Regions from separate parts of the Homo sapiens genome. Here region 2 is linked to region 1. A link is an interaction called in ENCODE POLR2A ChIA-PET data of the cell type or tissue named here. Cell type or tissue: HepG2. All regions are shown on one strand. Each heading gives the region's core, and the rest is flanking DNA. Links, peaks and the distances in the headings are about the cores only. Region 1 overlaps ITPA (inosine triphosphatase). Region 2 overlaps UBOX5 (U-box domain containing 5).

Region 1 (12,180 bases), core at 5,714-9,713:
GGGGAGGGATGATGGGAGCTGCAGGGTTGAGGAACAAAGGGGCTGTACTTAATTCTGGGTTTCAAGAGGAACTTGGCCCTTGTGACTGCCTTAGCCAGGGCCTGCCCTGGGAGTTGGAGGACTGCCCCTCCTGGACCCCAGCAGTGCATATCCTGTCACCCACAGTTGCAAGCCAAAATGTCCCCTCTTTATGTGCTTTTATTTATTTAGAGACAGGGTCTCACTCTGTTGCCCAGGCTGGAGTACACCGGTGTGATCTCGACTCACTGCAACCTCTGCCTCTTGGGTTCAAGCGATTCTCCTGCCTTAGCCTTCCAAGTAGCTGGGATTACAGGCGCCCACCACCACGCCCTGCTAATTTTTGTATTTTTAGTAGAGAGGGGGTTTCACCATGTTGGCCAGGCCAGTCTCGAACACCTGACCTCAAGTGATCCGCCTACCTTGGCCTCCCAGAGTGCTGGGATTACAGATGTGAGTCACAACACCCAGCCTATTTGTTTACTTATTTATATTTTTGAGATGGAGTCTCACTGTCGCCCAGGCTGGGGTGCAGTGCGTCAATCTCGGCTCACTGCAACCTCTGCCTCCCTGGTTCAAGCGATCCTCCTGCCTCAGCCTCCCAAGCAACTGGGATTACAGGCATGCGCCAGCACGCTGGCTAAGTTTTTTTTTTTTTTTTTTTTGAGACAAAGTCTTGCTCTGTCGCCCAGGCTGGAGTGCAGTGGCATGATCTCGGCTCACTCCAACCTCCACTTCCCGGATTCAAGCGATTCTCCTGCCTCAGCCTCCTGAGTAGCTGGGACTACAGGCACGTGCCACCATGCCCAGCTAATTTTTGTATTTTTAGTAGCGTTGGGATTTCACCATGTAGGCCAGGATGGTCTCAATCTTCTGACCTCGTGATCTGCCTGCCTCGGCCTCCCAAAGTGCTGGGATTACAGGTGTGAGTTACCATGCCTGGCCTTTTTTTTTTTTTTGTGACAAGTTTCACTCTTGTTGCCCAGGCTGGAGCGCAATGGCACGATCTCGGCTCACTACAACCTCCGCCTCCCGGGTTCAAGTGATTCTCCTGCCTCAGCCTCCCTAGTAGCTGGGATTACAGGCACCTGCCACCATGACCAGCTAATTTTTTGTATTTTTTGTAGAGGGGTTTCACTATATTGGCCAGGCTGGTCTCGAACTCCTGACCTCAGGCGATCCACCCATCGCAGCCTCCCAAAGTGCTGGGTTTACAGGCGTGATCCACTGAGCCCGGCTTAATTTTTGTATTTTTAGTAGACACGGAGTTTCGCCATGTTGGCCAGGCTAGTTTCAAACACCTGACCTCAGGTGGTCCCACCTCGGCCTCCCAAAGTGCTGGGATTACGGGCATGAGCCACCACTCCCAGCCTATTTTATTTTTTTGAGACAGAACCTCACTCCATCGCCCAGGCTAGAGTGCAGTGGTGTGATCTTGGCTCACTGCAACCTCTGCCTCCTGAGTTCAAGTGATTCTCCTGCCTCAGCCTCCCAAGTAGCTGGGATTACAGGTGCCCACCACCACGCCTAGCTAATTTTTGTATTTTTAGTAGAGACAGGGTTTCACCACGTTGGCCATGCTGATCTCGAATTCCTAACCTCAGGTGATCCACCCACCTCGGCCTTCCAAAATGCTGAGATTACAGGCATGAGTTACCGCACCCATCCTTATGTGCTTTTAAAAACACTTTACATTATAGAGCATTTCAAACCTGCATAGTAGAATATCATAATAGGATAATGGGCATAAATATATACAGTTATTATTTGTCAATTAAAAAAAGCATAGTAGAATAATGAACCTCAGTTGCCATCAACCAGCTTCCAGGGTTATCAGCACGAGGCCTATTTTGTGACATCTGTAACCCCCCTTATTTTTCCTCAGTCCAGTATTTTAAGGCAAATCACAGACATCATATCATCAGTAAGTTCTTCAGCTTGTATTTATTTTTATTTTTATTTGTTTTAATTTTTTTTGGAGACAAGGGTCTCCCTGTGTTGCCCAGGCTGGAGTGCAGTGGCTCAATCTCGGCTCACTGCCCACCATCAGGGCTCAAGCCATCCTCCCACCTTAGCCTCCTGAGGAGCTGGGACTACAGGTGTAAGCCACCATGCCTAGCTAATTTTTGTGTTTTTTGTAGAGGTGAGGTCTTGCTATGTTGCTGGGGCTGATATCAAACTCCTGAGCTCAAGCAACCCACCCGCCTTGGCCTCCCAAAGTGTTGGGATTACAGGTATGAGCCACCGAGTGCAGCCACTGTATTTCTAAAAGGTGAAAAATTTAAAAACTGTTAAACAAGTAAACTATAATCATTTTAAAATACTACATAATCATTTTTTGGATTTCCTTGGTTGTAGAAAAAGTGCCTATTACAGTTGGTTAGTTTTTGTGGGTTTTTTTTTGTTTTTGTTTTTTCTTTCCTGAGATGGAGTCTCGCTCTGTCGCCCAGGCTGGAGTGCAGTGGCCCGATCTCGGCTCACTGCAAGCTCCGCCTCCCTTGTTCACACCATTCTCCTGCCTCAGCCTCCCGAGCAGCTGGAGCTACAGGCATCAGCCACCACGCCCGGCTAATTTTTTTGTATTTTTAGTAGAGACGGGGTTTCACCGTGTTAGCCAGGATGGTCTCGATCTCCTGACCTCATAATCTGCCCGACCCGGCCTCCCAAAGTGCTGGGATTACTGGCATGAGCCACCACGCCCGGCCTACAGTTGGTTAGTTTTGAATCAGGAAATCAAACAAGGTCCACACTGCATTGGCTAGTTTTCTGACTTTAAATAAAGCCTTGTATCGTCAGCCTGTGCCAGAGGGAAGCGAGAATGCCCAGAGACTTCCATTTCAAGCCTAGTCCCACTGCCTTGGGCTCTGCCGCCCCCGCTACCCCAATTGAGACCTAATTTCCCCTTTTAGGGAATTCCTCCCTCCCCACCCTTAGTGGGCGTCTTGGGAGTGGGGGTGGGAGTTGGCCATTAGGGATGCACTGAGCCCTCACTGCCCACCCGCAGGTCTCCACCAGCTCCTGGCCGGGTTCGAGGACAAGTCAGCCTATGCGCTCTGCACGTTTGCACTCAGCACCGGGGACCCAAGCCAGCCCGTGCGCCTGTTCAGGGGCCGGACCTCGGTGCGTACCCACCTTGATGCAGTTCCCGCCGCGCGCCGCCAGGGGGTGCCGCGACCCGAGCCGACCGCCCCGAGTCTGCGGGAGGGTGGTGGGAGGGGCGCCTTGGGGCCAGAGATATCTGTGCCTTGCTGAGAGGCTCCCCTGCGCAGCATAGGTAGAAGTGCTGTGGATCCTAGGAGGGTGGTGGAAAGGGTTCCCTGGGGCCAGAGTAGTTGCCTACGCCTTGCTGAGGGGTGCCCCTGGGCAGGACAATGGAAGTGTTGTCAATTCTGAAACCTGTTTGACCCCTGAGGCTGTTGTTTCAGGGAAACAGTTGGCTAACAGCTCCTGAGGCCTGATAGACCCAGAAGTGCAAACTGAAGGTGACAATTCCCAAAGCTATTTTTTTCTGTTTATTTTATTTATTTATTTATTTTTTGTTAGTGAGAAACCACACTTGGATCAAAGCTACATCTATAGCCCAGACTTCTCTAACCTCAGATTTCCTTATTCAACTGCCAAGGTGCTTGACTATCTCTCAGCCTTTCCAGCTTTTCATGTTTATGTATAATAGAATCTTAATTCTTTTTTTTTTTTTTTTTTTTTTTTTTTTGAGACAAAGTCTTGCTGTGTTGCCCAGGCTGGAGTGCAGTGGTGTCGTCTCGGCTCACTGCAACCTCCGCCTCCAGGGTTCAAGCATAGAATGTTAATTCTTGGCCAGGTTTGGTGATTTACACCTGTAATCCTAGCACTTTGCGAGGCCCCAGCGGGAGGCTTTCTTGAGCCCAGGTGTTCAAGATCAGCCTGGACACCATAACAAGACCCCATCTTTGCAAAAAATTTTAAAATGAGGCCGGGCGTGATGGCTCACATCTGTAATCCCAGCACTTTGGGAGGCTGAGGCGGGCGGATCACCTGAGGTCAGGAGTTCAAGAACAGCCTGGATAACACAGCAAAACCCCGTCTCAACTAAAAATACAAAAAATATCTGGGCATGGTGGCAGGCACCTGTAATCCCAGCTACTGGGGAGGCTGAGGCAGGAGAATCACTTGAACCCAGGAGGCGGAGGTTGCAGTGAGCTGAGATCTCGCCACTGCACTCCAGCCTGGGCAACAAGAGTGAGACTCCGTCTCCAAAAAAAAAAAAAAAAGAGGCTGAGCACAGAGGCTCACACATGTAATCCCAGCACTTTGTGAAGCAAAGGCAGGAGGATTGCTTGAGGCCAGGAGTTTGAGACCAGCCTGGGTAACATAGCCAGACCCTGTCTCAAAAATAAATAAATAGCCGGACATGGTGGTGCACACCTGTAGTCCTAGCTACTTGGGAGGCTGAGGTGGGAGGATCACCTGAGCCTCGGAGTTTGACGGGACAGTGAGCTATGATCGCACTCCTGCACTCCAGCCATGGAGTGACGGAGTGAGACCCAGTCTCAAAAAAAAAAAAAAAAAAACAAACCTTAATTATTTGCCCAAACTTATTCCTTCCGTGAGATGTATTCAACACCCCCTACTGCCTATCACTGCTCACGACAGCCTCCACCTCCCAGGCTCAGGTGATCTCCCACCCTGGAGAGTAACTGGGACTACAGGCGTGCACCACCACACCCGGCTAATTTTTGTATTTTTGGTAGAGACAGGGTTTCACTATGTTGCCCAGGCTGGTCTTGAACTCCCGACCTTAAGTGATCCGCTGGCCTCATTCTCCCAAAGTGCAACCTCCATCTCCTGGGTTCAAGCAATTCTCCTGCCTCAGCCTGCCGAGTAGCTGGGATTATAGGCGTGAGCAAAAAACATTTGTTGCGTGGTTGAGGTTCAGTAACTGGCCTTAGTCACGCAGCTCCTCACGGCAGAAGCAGAATTTGCCTTTGGGTCTAAATTACTTGGCATCTATGTGACTAATCCCAATCATGTACCACCTCCGTTGTATTTTTTAAAGAGTAAAAAAAAATGTTTTTGAGACAGGGTCTTGCTTTGTCACCCAGGCTGGAGTGTAGTGGCATGACTACCGTTCATAGCAGCCTTGATCTCTCAGGCTCAAGTCATCCTCCCACCTCAGCCTTCCGAGTAGCTAGGACCTCAGGTGTGAGCTACCACATCTGGCTAATTAAAAAAAAAAAAAAAATTGGTAGAGATAGAGTCTGACTGTGTTGCCCAGACTGGTCTCGAACTCCTGGGTTTAAACCATCCTCCCTCCTCGGCCTCCCCAAGCGCTGAGATTACAGGCGTGAGCTACCACACCTGGTCCCTTGTATTTTTTTCAGTTAGAATCTTTTGGGTTTTTTTGTTTGTTTTTTGGAGTGTTTGTTTGTTTGTTTGGAGTGTTTGTCTCTGTCTGTCGCCCGGACTGGATCACAGCTCACTGCAGCCTCGACCTCTTGGGCTCAAGCAGTCTTCCCACCAGGTAGCTGGGACTACAGGCTTACACCACCAGGCTAGGCTAATTTTTGTATTTTTTGTAGAGATGGGGTTTCGCCTTTGCCACGTGGCTCAGGCTGGTCTCAATTTCCTGGGCTCAAGTGATCTTCCCACCTCAGCCTCCCAAAGTCCTGGGATTACAGGCATGAGCCACCGCGCCTGGCCAGATTTTCTTTTTCTTTTCTTTCTTTTTTTTTTTTACTTTGATAACAACATGACATTTCATGTCACTGGATTACAATTTGTTCTTTTTCTAACATTTTCACTGTGGAATTTCCCTACTACAGCCAGTACGTATTGTACTCACTAATGTGTTCATGAAGTGGGGAGTTGGGTACCTGCTTCCTGTTGCGGTGTTTCATCTTATTGTTAAAGTCTTCCTTGTATTTTCAGGAACGCTGTCATAGTAGCCGGCATCTGGCTTGTCCACGGAGTTCAGGGTACTTAGCTTCCTATTAGGAGAAAACGTTTTCTGTCTATCTTTCTTTCTGTCTATCTTTCAAAGTAGCCTCATTGTTCTTCAGTGATGTCCCAATTTGTCCCGGGTGTGGCTGGCGAGGGCGCGTGGCCCCGGAGGTGCTGGTGGTCCTGTGGGTCCATGCCTCCTCCCTGTGTGTGAGGGAAGAGCTGCCCCGCTCTGCTTTTTATTGTATTCAGCAAACATTTGCAGGTGCTGTAGGGGCCTTGCAACTACATTTTGCGTAAGTTGGGTCAAATCAAATTCACAGACTCACCAAACTCATACTGGCCACTGCCCTCCTCGTGCTTGTCCTCTGGACCCAGTTACACACCTGTCCCCCCTTTCCTGTGGCAGGGCCGGATCGTGGCACCCAGAGGCTGCCAGGACTTTGGCTGGGACCCCTGCTTTCAGCCTGATGGATATGAGCAGACGTAAGGAGCCCTGCTTTTCTTCCCTGGGGTGTGGGGTTGGTACAGCCATGGTTTGGGTTGGGCCAGTGCCCCGCCCAAGTGCAGGCATGCGGATATGGGCAGGGGAGGCTCCCAGGGTGCTGTTCCAGCCACAGGCAGCTCTGCTGGGGTGGACACTAGGAATCTGGGTGGCCCAGTCCATGGTTGGGGAGGCAGCCAGATGGCACTGAGAGTCCTGGGCTCTAAGGCTCCAGGTCACCCCACATCAGCTGTGTAGCCAGTGGTTTCGCCTTTCTGGCCTTGGCTTGTAAGCTGTACATCTGACTTTTTTTTTTTTTTTTTTGAGATGGAGTTTCACTCTTGTTGCCCAGGCTGGAGTGCAACGGCGTGATCTCAACTCACTGCACCCTCTGCCTCCCAGGTTCAAGCAATTCTCCTGTCTCAGCTGAGATTACAGGCACGCACCACCGTGCTCAGCTAATTTTTGTTATTTTTGTTAGAGACGGGGTTTCACCATGTTGGCCAGGCTGGTCTCAAACTGACCTCAGGTGATCCGCCCACCTCGGCCTCCCAAAGTGCTGGGATTACAGGCGTGAGCCACCGCGCCTGGCCACATCTGACAGTTTTATGGCATCATTTTCTGACCCCCATCTAGGTTGGGAAAATGTCCAGGCTTTTGCAGCCTCTGGTGGGCACTATTTTATGCCCTCCAAGTACCAGTTGTTCTCTGTAGTTCGCACAAATCGCCCCTTGTTCACACAAGGCACGGGCCATTGTTGGAATCAGGCTTTCCAAGCTGGAGGGGCCCTTAGGGAGCGCAGTGTGAGGCCCCACAATAGCCCCAGCAGGGGTGAGGACATTGTGGAACCAGCCACTAGCCATATGGGGCTGTGGAGCACTTGCGTGTGGTGAGACCCAGAAACGGAATATTTCTGTTCAGCGTTAATTCATTTAAATAGCCACACCTGGCTAGTGGCTACTGGCCGCCGTCTTGCACAGAGCAGTCTGCAGGCCACGGGCGGGGTATGGGATTCTCACCTCACTGCGGTGCTGGCATGGAGGTCGGGCCCCTGGCCAGCTGTTCAAGTGCTCCCCCGCCCTCAGCGCATGAGAGGAGACTGCTGTGTTTGCTCTGTCAGGCCCCACTGCTTCCTGTCAACAGATGACAAAGCTGATCAAACATGCAGCTCATCCCCCCCTGTCCCCAGCTTCCCTTAATGACTTTTGGGCACACTAGAGCAAGTTTAATACCCCTCCATGCTCATTCATGGGGGTTTCTGCCTACAGGGGAATTGAAAACTTTATCCGATTTTTAAAAATTCACTGGCTGCCAGGAGCTGCTGGGCCCCACTCCCCTTTCCTTGGGGTCTGTGAGCTTTGGTCTCCAGGGATGAGATGAGGTAGGGTTGGGAGGGGGTGCACTTCCTTCCTGAATCTGGGCTCCCTGAGCTGCTACTGTCACCCCTCAGGTACGCAGAGATGCCTAAGGCGGAGAAGAACGCTGTCTCCCATCGCTTCCGGGCCCTGCTGGAGCTGCAGGAGTACTTTGGCAGTTTGGCAGCTTGACTTCTGCAGCTGGAGGAGGCCCCTCAGGCCGGGGATCTGGGGAGGGCTAGCCCAAAACCTCCCGCATCGGGCAGGCACCCCCTGAAGTACTTCCTTCAGGGTTTCCCCTTTGTGAGGGTGTCGAGTAGCCTCACCGGCCTGTCTGGAGGAGCAGCTGGCTCTGCTCTGAGAAACTCTGGCAAGTGGACGCCATTCTCTTGCCCTTAGGATTCACTGCTCTCTCCTACAGCCGCCAGGCCTGGGGTCCTGAAAGGACCTTGGGTGGTAAAGCTGTACTTGGTGGGAGTGAGGGCGTGGGGAGGAACCATGCAAATCGCCTTCCATGGTTTTTAAATGCAGTAAATAACATTTCTGGATGAGACTTGTTTCCAAAATAAACCAGCTATATCTGTTTTGAACCCTGCCCCAGGCAGGTGTCTGTCTCAGTCTCCTTTGGCAGGTGCAGGAAGTTTTTTGGGTGGGGGTGGGGATGGGGACACGGGCAGCACCGTGTGGAAGGCATTCGGATGCCACTGTGAGCTGGAGTGTTACGTCTCCACTCGAGTTCTTGCCTCATTCAATGGCATGGATTGCGGGCTGACCTCCACCCTGGATCCATGCTGCCCCCCACCCGCAGGTAGTGCCAGGGCCTCCATGAAGCCTTGCTGGGTTGGGGGCTGGGTAGTGTGGCACGCCCAGTGCTTTTGCCTTATGCTGTTACACATCAGAGCCGCGAAAATGTTGGTTTACAATTACAATGGCCAGTTCATTTTTATGGTGGGGAGGGGCTGGAGTCCTCGACCCCACTCGGCGTGATCGCCACAGTTCAGCCTGCGGGCTGCAGGCCCCTCGGGAGGCCCTGCTTATGCCACACGCCCTTACTCTGTGCCCTGGCGAAGCCATTCCCTGGAAGGGACCTCTCCAGGTGGCTCCGTTGTCAGAGTGCTCAACCCCAAGGATATTCAAGGGGGGCGTGATGGGCTCAGGCTGGTGGGGCACCCCCAGGCTTGCTTCTGTGCCCACAGGCAGCTCTGGAGAGGCCCCTGCCGTCCCTGTGACTCCATCCAGCAGGACGGCCCTGGGTGAGGACAGAGTGTCATTCCTTCACTCCCCTCTTGCCTGCAAGCCCCGGCTGGGTTAAATCCCCAGGAGGTGCTGCGTCCCTGCCCAGCCTCCTGAGCCTCCTTGTGGGTGGGAGATGTCTGGCTGGGCCTCAGACATGGGGTGCTGGGGGCCTGCCTGCTCCTTGCCAGTTGATCATGGATGTAGCCCCCCTGTGCAGGGAACACCCAGGCTACTGATGGGGGACTCCAAAGAAGAATCACATGCTGCCTGGGTGGGGTGGGTACATAGGCTTGGGGCAGGGCACCTCTCTGTGTTTCCTGTTCAGCTCCTCCAGAATTTTGTCCTGGGTGCACACAACACTTTCTGGCCATTTTTTTTACTTTAGCTACCTGTGATACTGTGAAGTATATATCTGGTTCCAGGCAAGGTGGCTCACACCTGTAATCCCAGCACTTTGGAAGGCCAAGGTGGGAGGATCGCTTGAGCCCAGGACTTCATAACCAGCCTGTGCAACATGGCAAAACCTTGTCTCTGCAAAAATACAAATATTTGCTGGGCATGGTGGTGCGTGCCTGTGGACACAGCTACTCAGGATTCCGAGGTGGGAGGATCCCGAGCCTAGGGAAATGGAGGCTGCAGTGAGCCGTGATTGCGCCACTGCACTCCAGCCTGGGCAACAGTGTGAGACCCTGTCTCATTAAAAAAAACATGTGTATTTGGTCTTTGACCCCTTTCCTAGCAAACAACTTTAAAATCCTCAGAAACTCCACACTGATGTCTTTTTGTGTGCTAATGAGGTGGCTGGCAGCATCTAGGTAGCTTGGTTATGGAAAGACCAAGACAGGACTAGAGGACTGGGACTTTCGGTCTCCACCCCCCGCCACACCTCCAGGGAGGGGCAGGGCTGAAGGTTCAGTTGATAACCAGTGGCCAGTGGTTTATTCAATCATGCCTGCATAATGAGACCTCCATAAAAACCCAAAAGGCCAGGGTTTGGGGAGCTTCTGAATAGCCGACCATGTGGGGGTTCCTGGAGGGTGACACCCCGGGGAGGGCACACAAGCTCTGTGCCCCTTCCCCCACACCTCGCCCCGTGCATCTCTTCATCTGAATTCTCCGTAATAGCCTTTTTAGTAAGCCAGTAGGGTGGGGCTGAGGCCCTGGGCCCATTCAGCTCTTATTCATCACTGGGAACTCCATCAATGCCCAACCCTTAAAAAATAAAAAAATAAAAAATTTAGGCTGGGCTTGGTGGCTCATGCCTGTAATCCCAGCACTTTGGGAGGCCAAGGCAGGCAGATCACTTGAGGTCAGGAGTTCAAGACCAGCCTGGCCAACATGGTGAAACCCCGTCTCTACTAAAAATACAAAAATTAGCCAGGCATAGTGGCAGGCACCTATAATCCCAGCTATTTGGGAGGCTGGGGCATGAGAATCGCTTGAGCCCAGGAGGCGGAGGTTGCAGTGAGCCGAGATCACGCCCTTGCACACTGAGAGTGAGACGCTGTCTCAACAACAACAAAATTATTAAAACCTGCTAAATATAAGTAAATGTTTCCCTGACTTGTGAACCACTCTAGCAAATTAATTGAACCTAAAAGAGGAGTCGTGGGAACCCCAAGTTGAAGACAGTGTGTCAAGTTCTGCAGGCCCAGACCTCAGACTGGTGGGAAGTTAGGGGTGGTCTCGTGGGACTGAGCCCTCAACTTGGGGTTTCTGAAGCTACCTCCTGGCAGGCAGCAGTTAGGTTGAATTGAATTGAATTGGTGGGCACCCAGCAGCTGTCCCGTGACAAATCCCTCGCGTGGTCACAGAAGTCTTCTGGGTTGACTGTTGTGCACAGTGAGAGCGGAGGAAAACGTTTTGAGTTGGTTTCTCCACACTCGCTACCCGTCCCCAGACAGCAGGGTGGAGAGCATGCTCATACCCACCTGGATTGGTTCTCGGGGCCCTGGGGGCTCCTGATCTCCCACTCAGCACCAGGCTACCCAGTGTAAGGTGGCGTCTCATGTGGGCTTACGTTTCTCTAATTACCAAGGGGTCTGAGCACCTCTCGCTACTCCTGTTACGGTTGGGCCTCCTTCTTCCCCTGTTCACGGCCTCTGCCTCTTCTGTTGGGGCTGCTGTCCTTTGCTGGTTTGCAGGAATTCTTTGCATATTTCAGATATATTTTCAGTTTTAGATGCAGCCAATCTCTTCTGTCGGCCAACTTAGTCCATGGGGCATGTGTCAAGCCAGTCCAGGAGGTGATGTGAGCCCCAGGTGTTCCTGCTGACCACTGATGCTGCGCACCCGGCACTCCCCTGAGCCTCAGAGCCATATTCCCTGTTGTCGGCTGCCATTGGGAGACCCTGACCCACCAACAAATGAGCAAGCCAGAAACACTGCACCTTCTCCCTCCGTCAAACCATTCCCACCCCGTGTCCTGCCGTCGGCAGTCCTCCCACCTCCCTCCATCGCCACCAGTGCTGCCCCTGCCCTGTAAAATCCAGGATCCGCACAACAGATGGGATGGTTCACAAGTGCTCCACACGAAGCCTCGGCCTCCCGGCAGGCAGCTTTCATCTGAGAGTCACAGGGCCCTTTGCTGTCACCCTGATGGTCCCTCCCGCCCCACTGCTCTTCACCAGCCACAGCGCCTCAGTGGCCCCAAGCCCTCGCTCCTCTGGACCCTTGCACATGCTGTTCCCAGAACGCTTTCCCTGCAGGTCCCTGGAGAAATGGCCATGCGAAGGCCTCCTGGATCTTCCATGTTTCACTGTTGGGCCAGCACCCACTGTGCGACGTTGGAGGTGACAGACCACAGGTGGCACTCCACAAACTCTGTCCCTTGCATTCCACTTCCCCAGGGAGGGCTTCCCCTCCCCAGAGTGGGGGTGGAGTGGCAGTAGCAGGGACACAGGTGGCACATAGGAGCCTAGAAACAGGAGCTTTATTCTCTAATGTGCGTCCAGCAAGTTCCTTACACAATCAAGGAAATGGTTTCTCTTTCAGGCATCGACTCTTTTATCAAAAGAAAATCCATCCTGCTCAGTCCCACCCACCCTGGGCAGAAGCTGCCCTGAGCAACGCTCTTGGCCTAAAGCTAAAGGATAATGGGAGAGGGGTGGGCACATACCACTGCACCCCTACAATGCCCAGATGCCCCAGGCCTGAGTCAGCCATGAG
Region 2 (15,839 bases), core at 1-4,000, 100 kb before region 1:
CTTTCATTTTCTTAGCAGTGTGCTCTGAGGTAGTGGGTAAGACCAAAGGGCTTGTGGCAGAAAAACAGGAAGCATTTACACCAAAGTTACTGTCTGGGACATGTTCAGCCTGCTCTATCTTCCTTTTCTGAGAGGGCAGAACAATGGAAGAAGGGATCACTGCCAATGCCGTCTGTGCTCTCCCAAGCAGGTGGCAGCCAGGGATGGAGTGCTGGAGCAGGAAATGGTCAATCCGGGCCTTGAGGGAGGGGTGAGGCAGGGGCTGAGAGTGCGGAGTAAAAGCTACCCCCGTGAAAGGGTCACTGGGCACTCGGCCCCATGTGGCTTCACTGCGGTTACACTTCTCCAGTGTGCTCTGGTCGATGACCTTGCCTGAGGGCAGCAGCATGGGACAAGGCATGATCTCCAGGGTGATGGGATCCAGGAACTCCTCAGGCACATCCTGAATGATCTCGGCCAGCTTCTGCAGGCTGGAGGGAGCCTGCTGGCTCTCAGGCTGGTCCCCAGGGTCACAGTCACTTTCCATGGGCAAGGCTGGAGCCTGCAGAGCCACATCCTGAGGCAGGTTCTCTGAGGTGACCAGCAGGATGCTGTCTATCACTTCCTGGGAGCAGGTCTTGGCCGGCTGACCCCACACTTCCAACCGCTTGATACAAGGGATACCGCCGCCTGTCACATGGGTGATACAGATCCTTAAGTGGGCCACGTGGCTAAGGGAAAGAGCCCCTTTATTCCAGAGCTCCTGGGCCACAACAGCAGGGGAGGGGAGTGTGGCTTCCATCGCGCCAAAAGGGGGCCTGGCCTTGAAGCCCCTGTGGCTAAACACCACTTGGCTCTGGTTTTTCAGTAAGACTTTGCCTACCAAGGTGAACGCCTCCTTGTCTGGGACAGATGGCTCAGCTGGGCCCAGGGTCCGGCACTGGGGCGTATTCCAAGACACTCTGCTAGATGAGGCAGATGTGTACATTTCCAGGCCAGTGACGTTCTGACCTCCCCCAGCTGTGAGGTCTATGTTGATCCTACAGATTTCCACATTAAAGGGAAATGAAACTGTCACATAGACTGGTGGCTTAATGAAATACTCTGTCCTGAAACCATGACTTCTCTTTGTGAGATCTTCAGAGATGAGATTTTCTACTTCGTAACCATCAGCTGATATCTAGATTTAATAAAAAACACAAGATACAATGATCCAAATGAAGACAACTTGTCACTTGTAAGAAAACTCTTAAGCCTGAGGTTCCTCGTTTTAAAATTTCCTCTATTAAACTGAATTGTCCCAGATCAGGGCACCCAAGATCAGATCAAAGGCCAAGGGCAATTGTCCCAGATCGGGGCCCCCAAGTATTGCCCAACCTTAAAAATATGAGCAACTGAGCTGGGCATGTTGGTACACACCTGTAGTCCCAGCTACTCAGGAGGCTGAGGCAGGAGGATCCCATTAGCCCAGGAGTTAGATAGGCCTGGGCAACATAGCAAGACCCCATATCCCTTTTCCCTGCCAAAAAAAAAAGCAAGCAACAAAATCCTGCCCAATCCAACCAAAACTCCCTTCAAAACAGTATCTGGGGAGAGAAGTGCAGGGGAGAGAAAGTATTTCTACCTTTGCTATGACTTTGACGAGACTGGAGATTGATCATCAAAGAACAAAGAGCACAGTGAAGAGGACCCTGCACAAAATGAGTCACAGCTCACCTCACCATGGCGCTGTGTGATTCTAGAGGTGAGCCTGCCCCATGCTTACCTAAATACCATCTGATGGAATCTAAAGTAACAAGAGCAAAAGTGCAGTAAGCCTGAATCAAATCCACACACACAAGGCAGGAAATGATGAAACACATGACAAACATAGCATATATTTATGTGTATATATTTGTTTTGTTTACCTTGTTGCAGTGAATTCTTGGTCTGAACTGTGGGAGGCAAAGATTTATTACCATCTTTGTGGCTGAGAGGATATCTTCCAAGCATCAGAAGCAGCCTTAAATAAGAAATAAAACTATGTATTAGAAAATGTAAAATTCAATTCTAAACTTTCAGAAGTTGATTCTTAAGAGAATCAAACAGGATGGCAACAAAAACTTGAACACACACACTCTCACGGTCCACACTGACTTTCCTTATATCCTATACATGATGTTGGGGAAAAATTAGTCACTGAAAAATTATAGAGAAGACTTCTATGGCAGGCTCAACAGGTTGGCAAAGACTGCCAGTTCTCTGGCCAACAGCTGTTCCAAAGACCCAATGGAGGCAAGGCCCATCAGCTGTGCTGGGGGTTGCCACAGGAAGGGAGTGGCAAAAGTATCTGAGCTCAGAGAAAGGACAGAGTGTTCGGAATGGAAAGGGTCATAAAAAATAATTATAGTGGTGGTAAGCATCCTTGTCATTTAATACTTGTCAATGCAATTATGTTTTCTTATTAAAATGAAAACAATGAGTCAAAAACATCATTATTGAGACATAGAAAATTTATTAGAGGCCAGGTGTGGTGGCTCATGCCTGTAATCCCAACAATTTGGGAGGCTGAGGTGGTAGGACTGCTTGAGCCCAGAAGTTCAAGACCAGCCTGGGAAACATAGCTGGTCTTGTTGTAGAGACCCCATCTCTACAACAAAACGTTGTAGGGATCTTGCTATGTCTGATATGCACCTGTAGTCACAACTATTTGGGAGGCTGAGGTGGATCACTTGAGCTCAGGAGTTCAAGGCTGCAGTGAGCTATGATCACACCACTGCATTCCAGCCTAGGTGACAGAGTGAGACCCTGTCTCAAAGGAAAAAAGAAAAGCCTCTCCCCTCTCCCCTCTCCCCTTTCTTCGGTCTCCCTCTGTTGCCGAGGCTGGACTGTACTGCCGTGATCTCAGCTCGCTGCAACCTCCCTGCCTCGGGCTCCCGTGATTCTCCTGCCTCGGCCTGCCGAGTGCCTGCCTTGAGTGATCTGCCCGCCTTGGCCTCCCGAGGTGCTGGGATTGCAGACGGAGTCTCGTTCACTCAATGCTCAATGTTGCCCAGGCTGGAGTGCAGTGGCGTGATCTCGGCTCGCTACAACCTCCACCTCCCAGCCGCCTGCCTTGACCTCCCAAAGTGCTAAGATTACAGCCTCTGCCCGGCCGCCACCCCATCTAGGAAGTGAGGAGCCTCTCTGCCTGGCCACCCATTGTCTGGGATGTGAGGAGAGCCTCTGCCCAGCTGCCCCATCTGGGATGTGAGGAGCACCTCTGCCCGGCCGCCCTGTCTGGGAGGTGAGGAGTGCCTCTGCCCGGCCGCCACCCTGTCTGGGATGTGAGGAGCGTCTCTGCCCGGCCGCCCTGTCTGGGAGGTGAGGAGCGCCTCTGCCCAGCCGCCACCCCGTCTGGGATGTGAGGAGCGTCTCTGCCTGGCTGCCCCATCTAGGAAGTGAGGAGCGCCTCTGCCTGGCTGCCCCTTCTGAGAAGTGAGGAGCGCCTCTGCCCAGCCGCCCCGTCTGGGAGGTGAGGAGTGCCTCTGCCTGGCCACCCATCATCTGGGAAGCGAGGAGCGCTGCTGCCCGGCCACCCCGTCTGGGAACTGAGGAGCGCCTCTGCCCGGCCGCCCCGTCTGAGAAGTGAGGAGCACCTCTGCCTGGCAGCCACCCCATCTGGTAAGTGAGGAGCATCTCTGCCTGGCCGCCCCATCTGGGAAGTGGGGAGTGCCTCTGCCCGGCCGCCCCGTCTGGAGGTGAGGAGCGCCTCTGCCTGGCAGCCACCCCATCTGGGAAGTGAGGAGCGCCACTGCCCGGCTGCACCATCTGAGAAGTGAGGAGTGCCTCTGCCTGGCAGCCACCCCATCTGGGAAGTGAGGAGTGCCTCTGCCCGGCTGCCCCGTCTGGGAGGTGAGGAGCGCCTCTGCCCAGCCGCCCATCATCTGGGAAGTGAGGAGCGCCTCTGCCCGGCTGCCCCGTCTGGGAGGTGAGGAGCGCCTCTGCCCAGCTGCCCCGTCTGGGAGGTGAGGAGCGCCTCTGCCCGGCCGCCCATCATCTGGGAAGTGAGGAGCGCCTCTGCCCGGCCGCCCCGTCTGAGAAGTGAGGAGTACCTCTGCCCGGCCGCCCATCATCTGAGAAGTGAGGAGTGCCTCTGCCCGGCCACCCATCGTCTGGGAGGTGAGGAGCACCTCTGCCCGGCCGCCCATCGTCTGGGAGGTGAGGAGCGCCTCTGCCCGGCCGCCCATCGTCTGGGAGGTGAGGAGTGCCTCTGCCCGGCCACCCCGTCTGAGAAGTGAGGAGCGCCTCTGCCCGGCAGCCGCCCCGTCTGGGAAGTGAGGAGTGCCTCTGCCTGGCCGCCCATCATCTGGGAGGTGAGGAGCGCCTCTGCCCGGCCACCCCGTCTGGGAGGTGAGGAGCGCCTCTGCCCAGCCGCCACCCCGTCTGGGAAGTGAGGAGCGCCTCTGCCCGGCTGCCCCGTTTGGGATGTGAGGAGCGCCTCTGCCTGGCCGCCACCCCGTCTGGGAAGTGAGGAGCGCCTCTGCCCAGCCGCCCCGTCTGGGAAGTGAGGAGTGCCTCTGCCTGGCCGCTGTGCAATCTTCCAAGTGTGAAGTGACAGCCTTTCTGCAGGTGTACCCAATAGCTCCGAAGAGACAGCGAACATCAAGAACGGGCCATGATGACAATGGCGGTTTTGTCGAAAAGAAAAGGGAAATGTGGGGAAAAGAAAGAGAGATCAGATTGTTACTGTGTCTGTGTAGAAAGTAGACATAGGAGACTCCATTTTGTTCTGTACTAAGAAAAATTCTTCTGCCTTGGGATGCTGTTAATCTATAACCTTACCCCCAACCCCGTGCTCTCTGAATCATGTGCTGTGTCAACTCAGGGTTAAATGGATTAAGGGCGGTGCAAGATGTGCTTTGTCAAACAGATGCTTGAAGGCAGCATGCTCGTTAAGAGTCATCACCACTCCCTAATCTCAAGTACCCAGGGACACAAACACTGCGGAAGGCCGCAGGGACCTCTGCCTAGGAAAACCAAAGACCTTTGTTCACGTGTTTATCTGCTGACCTTCTCTCCACTATTATCCTATGACCCTGCCACATCCCCCTCTCCGAGAAACACCCAAGAATGATCAATAAATACTAAAAAAAAAAAAAGAAAAGAAAAAGAAAAAAAAAAGAAAGGAAGGACAGAAGGAAGTAAGTTGGGCAGGGACAGAAAGAAAGAAAAAGACAGAGAAAGAGAGGGAGGGAGGGAGTGAAGGAGGAAGGGAGGGAGGGAGAGAAGACAGAGAAGGAGGGAAGAGAGAGAGGGAGGGAGGGAAGAAAGGAAGGAAAAGAAAGAAAGAAAATATTAGGGTTGGAAAGCACCTTAAAATGACATCTAGGCCTGGCACGGTGGCTCATACCTGTAATCCCAGCACTTTGGGAGACAGAGGCAGGCAGATCACCTGAGGTCAGGAGTTCAAGAGCAGCCTGGCCAACATGGTGAAACTCCATCTCTACTAAAAATACAAAAAGCAGTTGGGCATGGTGGCAGGCACCTGTAATCCCAGCTACTCGGGAGGCCAAGGCAGGAGAATCACTTGAACCCGGGAGGTGGAGTTTGCAGTGAGCCGAGATTGCGCTACTGCACTCCAGCCTGGGCGACAAGAGCAAAACTCCGTCTCAAAAAAAAAAAAAAAAAAAAAAAAAAGGACATCTAATGCAAGTAGTCATTTTAATGGCCAATTCCAATGGCTTCTGGTAACTCTGTGGAGAAGGAGGGAAGCCACTGAAAACACCCCTCGCAGTGGCAGACCTCTCCAGTGGAACTCAACTCCTTGGTGAGGCCAGCCAGCCATTTATGCTTTTCTCCCTGACAGTCGTGGCCATGTAAAATTGTTAGCCCGACAGGGATAGGGTCACCCTCTGGGCCCCTTTTGCTGTCAAAATCAGTAGGAGCCACTTGCAGGAGCCAGGCATACTAAGCGTCCTGCAACATCTGAGTGGATAGTTGCTGCACAGTGAAGATCTGTCATGGGCCTTGTAAATGTCTATTATCTCAGCTTAGCCCCTAACTCAGTTTTACATATTAACACAAAGTATTTTTAAACATGGTTTTCATATATGCTAAATTTTCTAGGAGGGGAACTTCCATGTAAGCCAGAGGAAGGTCATATATTGTTTTGTTCAGACCTTTACCAAGAGATGCCCACCATTTCTGAAAATCACATCACCGAGAGCAAAGCTCTCCACCTCGGTCAGTCTGCATTTGTAGCAGTCTGCATTCCACATGCGCTCCTGCGTGATGGTAAAAGCTTCTGAATACTTCTTTATGCCTTCTAGTATGGTCACACCCAAACATTTATACACGAGAATAAATTTTATTATCATACCTAAAATTTTTTCCTTTAAAGTACTGTTAGGGCATTCTGTGTGTTGGTGGGGGGAGGGTGTGTATGTGTGTGTGGACCTACACACATTAGCGTGTGTACATAAGTAGGTTATACTATTTGGCTTTAAGTTCATCATGATAGAAGAAACATGAATCTCATGGGGTAGAAAGCCCCTGGCCTAAAGCCTCCTGTTCTTTGTGAGCCTGTGTTGAAACTCCTAGTGCTTCCCACTTTGAGGCACATACACCTTTGCTTTGCCAGAGAATTTTAGAATCTGGCCTGGCATCCACATGGACTAAAGTTTCTACAATTCCTTTTCTGAAAGATTATATTAACAATGTCTCCAGGCTTCTGATACCTTTCGTGTTCTCCACGATAAGTAAAAACAAATGAAGTATCTGATGCATTGTGTCTACAAATATCCTCAGAAGCCCTATAGTTACCTCTTTTTGGCCAGGACACCAGAACTCATTTAGAGCAGCATTTCCCCCAGCTTCCCTGCCCAACTAGCATAGTAGCTTCCTGTCGGTTTGTTTTAAATGTAAAATTAAGCCATTCACTTTAATTGAATATAGAACCATTAAAATAAATATATAGCCAAGCCAATGAAATAAAACATTCCTCCTTGGAAAAGCAAGCCTAGGATGCCAAAGGAAAGCAGACAATATGCTACTGACATAGATGATGACACTAGAGACAGACATATGCAGAACGGTGCTGGCCCCAGGCAGATGGCTGAGGTTGGGGCCCTGGGACTTGAGAGGGTTTTCTTTTCACTGCTCCAGGCAGTTCCCTCTTCCCCTCTTGGCCCTGACAGAAAGCCAAGAAAAAACAAAGCCGGGCGGAGTGGCTCACACCTATAATCCGAACACTTTAGGAGGTTAAGGTGAGAGGATCACTTGAGCCCAGGAGTTCGAGATCAGCCCGGGCAACACAGCAAGACCCCGTCTCTACAAAAAAATAAAAAGATTAGTTAGGTGTGGTAGCACACACCTCTAGTCCCAGCTACTTGGGAGGCGGAGGCAAGAGGATCACTTGAAGCCAGGAGTGCAAGGTTACAGTGAGCTATGACTGTGCTATTGTACTCCAGCCTGAGTGACAGTGAGACCCTGTCTCAAAAAATAAAGTAAAATAAAATAAGAGTTCTTCTAGACTTAAATGTGGTTATTATGCTCTATGATATAGAAATGTGGAAACCTTGACTGCCCTTTCCAATATGTGTTAGATCAGACCTGAAATTAAGGAAAATCTTGGTATACCCTTAGCTACTTCTTCCCACCTCTGTGTGGAAGCGAGTCAGCCTTCTGTTCAAGCATCTCAGCTCATGAGGCTTCTCCACCCGCGTCAGGGGCTGTCAACTACCCCAGTCAACTACAAAAGCATATGGACCTAACCCTGACCAGACACAGACTACCTGCTCTCCACAGCACTCATCAAAATATAAGTTGAGGGAACATTTACAGAAGAGTGTTCAGTCCAGCCCCGTTACATGCTCCTTGGTGCTGGTCCAAGTAGCTTCTCTTGCCTCTTGTCTGGCACTCCTCGTGGCTGCTGCAGATCTTATCCCACACCACTATCTGACAGATTTCTTAGCAGTTTTGATCCTCACCAGTTGCAAAAATAAATGTAACACATTGATAAAAATTCAGTGGCCGACTTGTGACGATTCATAGGACACCAGAGTAGCAGGACATATCAGGTGATAACCATAATTTTAATCTCTAAAATATACCACTCCATTGAGCTGACCCTCAGACCAGTGCACCGGCCTATCCTCATGTTCATCCCAGCCACAACCATCACCACCCTCACCACCCCCTGCAAATACTCTTCACCAAGCTACTCATTGGCACTGTGTGACAAGGAACTTCAATAAGAAACAGCTCTTTAAAGTCAGTTACTGTTTTGTTTAGTGGACAAAATGATCATTGTCTGTTCTATATGGTATCCTCTCTTGGAGACCCATAAGAAAATTTTCTCTTTGGTCTCAGTACTAGAAGAGTTGTTTATCGCAAGCAATTCAATATTTTATGGTATGAATATGGATCACATTCCTTCTTGACTCTGGCTGTTAGAAAGCTCCGAATAAAATCTGTGGCCCATCCCTCAAATTTCTCCCTACCTGAATTATTTATTTTTATATAATAGAGCATAATATGTAAGGTAGCTTAAAATAATTTTGGAACAAAGTGGGGTATAAATATGCTGGGCATAGGGGCTCACGCCTGTGATCCCAGTACTCTGGGAGACCAAGGCAGGAGGATTGCTTGAGGCCAGAAATTTGAGACCAGCCTGGGCAACAAAGTGAGATGCCATCTCTACAAAAAATTTTAAAAATATTAGCTGGGCATGGTGGCATGTGTCCGTAGTCCCAGCTACTCAGGAGTATGGCTTGACCCCAGGAGTTTGAGGCTACAGTGAGCTATGATCACACCACTGTACTCCATCCAGACTGGGTGACAGAGTGAGACCCTGTCTCCAAAAATAAATAAATAAATAAATAAATAAATAAATAAATAAATAAACAAACAAAGAGGGTGGGGGGCATAAATAATTCTCCTTTTGGGAGACATTTAGGTTGTTTATGCCTTTTTTTTTTTTTTTTTTAAAGACAGGGTCTCACTATGTTGCCCAGGCTGGAGTGTAGTGGCTATTCACAGGTGCCATTACAGTGCACCACAGCCTCAAATTCGTGAGCTCAAGCAATCCTCCTGCCTGAGTGCCCCAAGTCCTGGAACTACAGGTATGGGTCACCAAACCCAACTTGTTTGCAACTTTTTACTACTACCTTAAGATCAAAATCTTAAGTAGATTTTTGTCATTATTTTTTCCTTTAGTACAATTTTCACTTTTTTACTCAAGGGGTCCTACATGTTTCTAGTTAAGGTTGCTATTTATGAAAGGTTCTTCTTAACCCATTAATTTTTCTAACTGGTCATTCCTATATAGGAAAGCTTTTCACTTTGGTATCTTTACTATATGTTCAGCTGTCTTATTGAACTCTTATTGATTTTAACACATTTTCAGTTGTTTTTGCTTTTTTTTTTTTTACAATCCTATTATCTCAATAATGAGAATTCCTTTCTCAAAATGGTAACTCTTATTTCTGTCTCTCATTTACTGCATTAGCCAGAACTTCCGGAATTACACAAAACAGTAAGACAGTTGCCATCCTCGTTTGTGCCCATTAGAAAATGCCTCTTTGGGCCAGGCGCAGTGGCTCACACCTGTAATCCCAGCACTTTGGGAGGCCGAGGCGGGCAGATCATAAGGTCAGGAGTTCAAGACCAGCCTGGGCAATATGGTGAAACCCTATCTCTATGAAAATACAAAAATTATCCAGGCATGGTGGCGTGAGCCTGTAGCCCCAGTTACTCGGGAGGCTGAAGCAGAAGAATCGCTTGAACCTAGGAAGCAGAGGTTGCAGTGAGCCGAGATCATGCCACTGCATTCCAGCCTGGGCAACAGAGTGAGACTCCATCTCAAAAAAAAAAAAAGAAAATGCCTCTTTGAACATAATGTTGATTGTTAGATTGAAATATCATCTTTATGTTAATAAAGCATTCTAATTTTCATATTTTTTGAAGTCAGGAATATGCTCTGAATTCTGATTTTTCTCTATATATTGTCTTTTATTATTTATCTTATCTGACAGACTAATGGGATACATTAACACTTTTTTCTAATTTTAAACCATCCTTTTTATTCCCAGGAGAGATTCTATTTGGTTGTAGCATATTGTTCTTTAAATGTACTGTACTACTGAATTTATTTTGCTCATATTTAATTTTAGATGGGATATTATTGCACATTCATGGAACATTTGCAAGCCCTGTGCTAGGCACTGGAGTATAGAGATAAAAATGAAATGGCAGTGAAACTATTCTGTATTACACTGTAATGGTAGATACATGACATTATACATTTCAAAACCTATATATTCAAAACCTGTAATTCAAAACCTATAGAATTATACAACACAGGCTGGGCGTGGTGGCTCACGCCTATAATCCCAGCACTTTGGGAGGCAAAGGCGGGCAAAGCACTTGAGGTCAGGAGTTCGAGATCAGCCTGGTCAACATGATGAAACCCCATCTCTATTAAAGATAAAAAATTAGCCGGGCAAGGTGGCGGGCACCTGTAATCCCAGCTACTGGGGAGGCTGAGGCAGGAGAATCGCTTGAACCTGGGAAGCAGAGGTTGCACTGAGCCGAGATCGAGCCACTGCACTCCAGCCTGGGCAATAGAGTGAGACACTGTCTCAAAAAAAAAAAAAAAAAAAAAACTGGGCGTGGTGGTTCACATCTGTAATCCCAGCACTTTGGGAGGCCAAGGCGTGAGGATCAGTTGAGGCCAGGAGTTCGAGACCAGCCTTGCCAACATGGTGAAAACCCGATGCTACTAAAAATACAAAAATTAGCTGGGCATGGTTGCGCATGCCTGTAATCCCAGCTACTCTGAAGGCTGAGGCAGGAGAATCACTTGAGCCCAGGAGGCAGAGGCTGCAGTAAGCCGAGATCACGCCACTGCACTCCAGCCTGGACAACAGAGTGAGACCCTGTCTCAAAACAAAACAGAACAAAAACAAAACACAAAGAATTATACAGCACAAAGAATGAACCTTAAATTATAAACTTAATAATAATTAATCAATATTGGCTCATTAGTTATAAGAAATGTACCGCACTAAGATGTTAATAGCATTAATAATACTCAATTTTTAGGTAAATCTAAACTGCTCTAAATTATAAGGTGTATTAATAATAATAATAACAAAGAAATGGCTGGGTGAAACGAGGCGTGATTGGTCATGCCTGTAATCCCAGCACTTTGGGTGGCTGAGGCGGGCAGATCACTTGAGGTCAGGAGTTCGAGACCAGTCTGGCTAACATGGCGAAATCCCGTCTCTACTAAAAATACAAAAAATTACCCGGGTGTGGTGGCAGGTGCCTGTAATCCCAGCTACTTGGGAGAGTGAAGCAGGAGAACTGCTGGAACCCTGGAGACGGAGGTTGCAGTGAGCCAAGATAGCGCCACTGCACTCCAGTCTGGGTGACAGAGTGGGACTGTCTCAAAAAAAAAAAAAAAAGAAATGGCTGGGTGGGGTTGTGTACACCTATAAATTCCAGCACTTTGGGAGGCCAAGGCAGGGGGATTGCTTGAGGTCAGAAGTTCAAGGCTAGCCTGGGCAACATAGCGAGACCCAGTCTCTACAAAAAAAAAAATTAAATAATTAATAATAATAAAGAATGATTGGGGGAAAAAGTGATTGAAAACAACTCAGGACTGAAGATCAAATTGAAATATGCAAATTGAAACGAATGAGTGTGTTGTCACAGGAGAATGGCAGATCTTTTTTAAAAATATCTTACAAATGATATGTTTCTGTGGGAAACAGTGATGTCCAAACAGTAGGATTCCGTAAGAACCTGGTTGCTATCAAAGTCTTTAATAGGTATAATCTCATCATCTATCTTGTTCCAATACCCTGGACTTTTAAGGTCAGATGCCTTCTGCCTTAACAGAAAAAAAATAATGGCTCAACATATGAAAATGCAAACAGCCTAGCCCAGAAAGACGGCCTCCCTAGTCCTGCTGAGGAAATGGCCATGTAACTTGAACTCACTGCAAACACTGTCCAGTACTTACAAAGCATAGCCACTTTCTCCAGATGTGGCATCTAAGTACAAGAAAGACAAGGCTTGAGTATAACTTAATCTAAAACCTCAGATTGTGGCTAATGTGCCCTGCTTTCAGAGAAGTAGCTTGGAGACAGATAATAATGGCATTGTAAGATGGCAATACAGTTTATAAGAAAAAAAAAAGAATATAAAATAGTAGACACTCTTGTACCTACCACCTAGATTTAGCAAATGTTAACATTTTGCTATGTTTGCTTCTGATTTCAGTGTTAAAAGCAATATTTAAAAGATAAAAACAAAACCCAGCACCTATCCTATTTCCTCTCTCTTTTTGCCAAGGGGTAAGCTCTTTTTTTTTCTTATTTTTTTTGGGGGGGGGAAACAGGCTCTCACTCCCATGCCCAGGTTGGAAAGCAGTGGTGCAATCTCGGCTCACTGCAACCTCAACTTCCAGGGCTCTGGTGATGGGTATTCTCCTACCTCTGCCTCCCGAGTATCTGGGACTACAGGCGCGCACCACCACATCCGGCTAATTTTTGGGGGTTTTTTGGGTAGAGATGGGGTTTCACCATGTTGCCCAGGCTCTTCTCAAACTCCTGGGCTCAGGCAATCCACCCACCTTGGCCTCCCAAAGTGCTGAGATTACAGGTGTGAGCCACCTTGCCCGGCTAAGGTAAGCTTTATCTAATGTTGTCTGTCATTCAAATCAGTATAGGTATGCATATATATATATAAACTACATATAGTAGTCATGTATTTTAATATACCTTAATGATAATATATTATGTGTATCATCTTGCAACTTGCTTTTCCATTAAGCATTATATTAAGGTTTTCCATATTGAAATGTTTACATTTGGTGTATTCATTTTAACTTCCTCATATTTAATTGTATGACTAAAACAGTTTCTCCACTGCCCTATTACTTATGTTGTTTAAAATTTTTTACTATGAAAAAAATGCTGCAATAAACATTCTCTACAAATCTTCTTGTGGGAAAAATAAGAAATGAAATGAACGGCCTTCTCTGTGAGTCATGAGACAATAAAGACTTCTTTCTAACAGTGATTATATAATAGAATATATGCTTGAACCCGGGAGGTGGAGGTTGCAGTGAGCTAAGTTCGCACCATTGCACTCCAGCCTGGGTAACAGAGTGAGACCCCATCTGAAAAAAAAAAAAAAAAAAAAGGCCAGGCGTGGTGGCTCATGCCTGTAATTCCAGCACTCTGGGAGGCCAGACAGGCGGATCATCTGAGGTCAAGAGTTCAAGACCAGCCTGGCCAATATGGTGAAACCCCATCTCCACTAAAAATACAAAAATTAGCCAGGCATGGTGGCGGGCGCCTGTAATCCCAGCTACTCGGGAGGCTGAGGCAGGAGAATCACAATCACTTGAACCCGGGAGGTGGAGGTTGCACTTGGCCGACACCGTGCCACTGCACTCCAGCCTGGGCAACAAGAGCGAAACTCCGTCTCAAAAAAAAAAAAAATTTATATACATAATATAAAGGTAACAGAGCATTCTGCGGATGACACAGTAAGGAAAGATAACCTAGATCAATGTTTTTCAATTTGTGGTTTTTGGAATCAAGTAATGGGTTAAAGAAAAGAAATAATTAGAAGAGAATACAAAATATGAAGGTGCAAATAGTATGGATATGTCATGAAATTGTTTCAGTTTTGTACAAATATATTTAACAAATGCATGTATATCATCTAATATAAAATGCATTTCTTATTGTGACTTGATAAAAAAAATTTTTTTAAAAAAACGTTGGTCAAAAGTTTTGACCAAAACATTGGTCAACTCAGGGGAAAATTCACAGGAGTAAACATGTGAACTTAGGGTGACTAGGACACATGCCTGATCTCATGGACAACTCTGAAGAGGGACAGACACTCCATATTAATGCTACCACAGACTGTAGACTACAGGAGCCAAGAGGTGAGAACATGAACAAAAGAGAAGGAGCCCTGGGGAAAGGGATCAGGAAGTGTCAAGGCACAGAGGAGGGAAGTGTGAGGCTGGTTCAGGAGATGCTGAACATGCCACTTAGCTATGGAGGTGGAGTAGGAGCCACAGCTGGGAAGGCAAACGGAGCCGGATGAGGAAGGCCTTGAACGTCATGCCAAAAAGTTTAGACTACTTCACTTAGTAGGCTGAGGTAGTGTTTCCCAAACTGCAGGTTGAGAATTAAGAACTTAAATTACCGAGCCATAACTAGTATTTTTAAAAATTAAGTAGAATAGAAAATGTCAGCATGCACCACATACAAGGGTGAGCACTGTTTTGTGAAAGTTTTGTTTCAGTTACATATATATGTGAACACACAAACACACGCAATTATTCATTTGGGGTTTTGATGTAAAAGTTATTTCTTACTAAAGGTTGTAGTTAAAAAAAAAAAAGTTGAAAGCTACTGGTCAGAAGTAAGTCATCGGTGAATCATTATCAGTATCAGTAGGCTGGTTATGAAGTTCTAGTATAGCTATGCAAGATGTTACAGCCAGGCACGGTGGCTCACACCTTTAATCCCAACACTTTGGGAGGCTGAGGTGGGTGGATCAGAGAGAGAAATGACACTAATGAAAAGTCTGCTATTAACCTCCTAGATGACAACAGCAATTCTGAACCACTTAGAGGCAATTCACCCTTCAAGAGGTCAATTTCCCTTTTCTCTGGCTGATGTGTTCCCCACTATCTTTTCTGTACTACATGAGGGGCTCCTGGCAAATGGCTTCCTGAAGACATCAAAGATGAGTACCAAGGTACTAACTACTTAGGAATAAACTGGTAATCCCATTTTTCCTTCGGCATTTTCTTCCTTTAGTTTTTCTCTTTTTATTCTTTTTTTTTTTTTGAGGGAGGGGCATTCTTCAAAAGGAGGAAAATGAACTATGTATAATGTATTACTGAGCATCTCACAAGGATTTCAAAGCTACTTTCTAAGAGATTGTTTATTTTTATTTTTTATTTTTTTTGAGACAGAGTCTCTCTCTGTCACCTAGGCTGGAGTGCAGTGGCACAATCTCGGCTTAATGAAACCTCCACCTCCCAGGTTCAAGCAATTCTCCCACCTCAGCCTCCCGAGTAGCTGGGATTACAGGCATGCGCCATCACACTCGGCTAATTTTTTGCATTTTTAGTAGAAATGGGATTTCCCCACGTTGGCCAGAGTGGTCTCGAACTCCTGACCTCAAGCGATCCACCCACCTCAGCCTCCCAAAGTGCTGGGATTACAGGCGTGAGCCACTGTGCCCGGCCTTAATATTACTATTATTTTGAGATGGAGTCTTGTTCTGTTGCCCAGGCTGGAGTGCAGTGGCATGATCTCAGCTCACTGCAAGCTCCACCTCCCAGGTTCACGCCATTCTCCTGCCTCAGCCTCCCGAGTAGCTGGGACTATAGGCGCCTGGCACCATGCCCAGCTAATTTTTTGTATTTTTAGTAGAGACGGGGTTTCACTGTGTTAGCCAGGATTATCTCAATCTCCTTACCTCGTGATCCACTCACCTTGGCCTCCCAAAGTGCTGGGTTTACAGGCGTGAGCTACTGCACCCAGTCCCTGTTTTTCTGAGACAGTGTCTCACTCTGATGCCCGGGCTGGAGTGCAGTGGGGCAATCTCGACTCACTGCAGCCTTCACCTCCCGGGTTCAAGCAATTTTTGTGCCTCAGCCTCCCAAGTAGGTAGGACTACAGGCATGACCCATGCCTGGCTAATTTTCGCATTTTCAGTAGAGACAGGGTTTCACCATGGTAGCCAGGATGGTCTCGAACTTCTGACCTCAAGTGATCCACCTGCCTCGGCCTCCCAAAGTGCTGGGATTACAGGCGTGAGCCACCACACCCAACCAGAAATTGTTTCTTTTTAAA

The links. Peaks named below come from ENCODE experiments on the same cell type or tissue, not always from the same donor. Only the 100,000 strongest peaks of a DNase experiment are listed, where the experiment ranks them.
Region 2: POLR2A ChIA-PET joins it to region 1 with 7 read pairs; 9 of 35 experiments call an interaction of 5 or more read pairs at or near these places.

What each region holds. Positions count from the first base shown.
Region 1 is chr20:3,215,495-3,227,674 of GRCh38, forward strand. It overlaps ITPA (inosine triphosphatase), which reads left to right. Exons shown (of 8, transcript NM_033453.4): 6 at 3,023-3,138; 7 at 6,347-6,423; 8 at 7,872-8,366. The coding sequence ends at 7,968. It overlaps SLC4A11 (solute carrier family 4 member 11), which reads right to left. Exons shown (of 20, transcript NM_001174089.2): 20 at 11,928-12,180. Among named protein-coding and RNA genes, the nearest start is that of ITPA, 12 kb to the left of the region's middle. RefSeq lists a silencer at 3,108-3,377. In HepG2, for the core only: no CTCF peak of the experiment used is centred there; DNase peaks (open chromatin) are centred at 7,527 and 9,697.
Region 2 is chr20:3,121,426-3,137,264 of GRCh38, forward strand. UBOX5 (U-box domain containing 5) reads right to left here. Exons shown (of 5, transcript NM_014948.4): 2 at 1,887-1,981; 3 at 1-1,159. The coding sequence starts at 1,940. It overlaps UBOX5-AS1 (UBOX5 antisense RNA 1), which reads left to right. Exons shown (of 7, transcript NR_038395.1): 6 at 14,578-14,733. Among named protein-coding and RNA genes, the nearest start is that of UBOX5-AS1, 22 kb to the left of the region's middle. In HepG2, for the core only: no CTCF peak of the experiment used is centred there; a DNase peak (open chromatin) is centred at 1,736.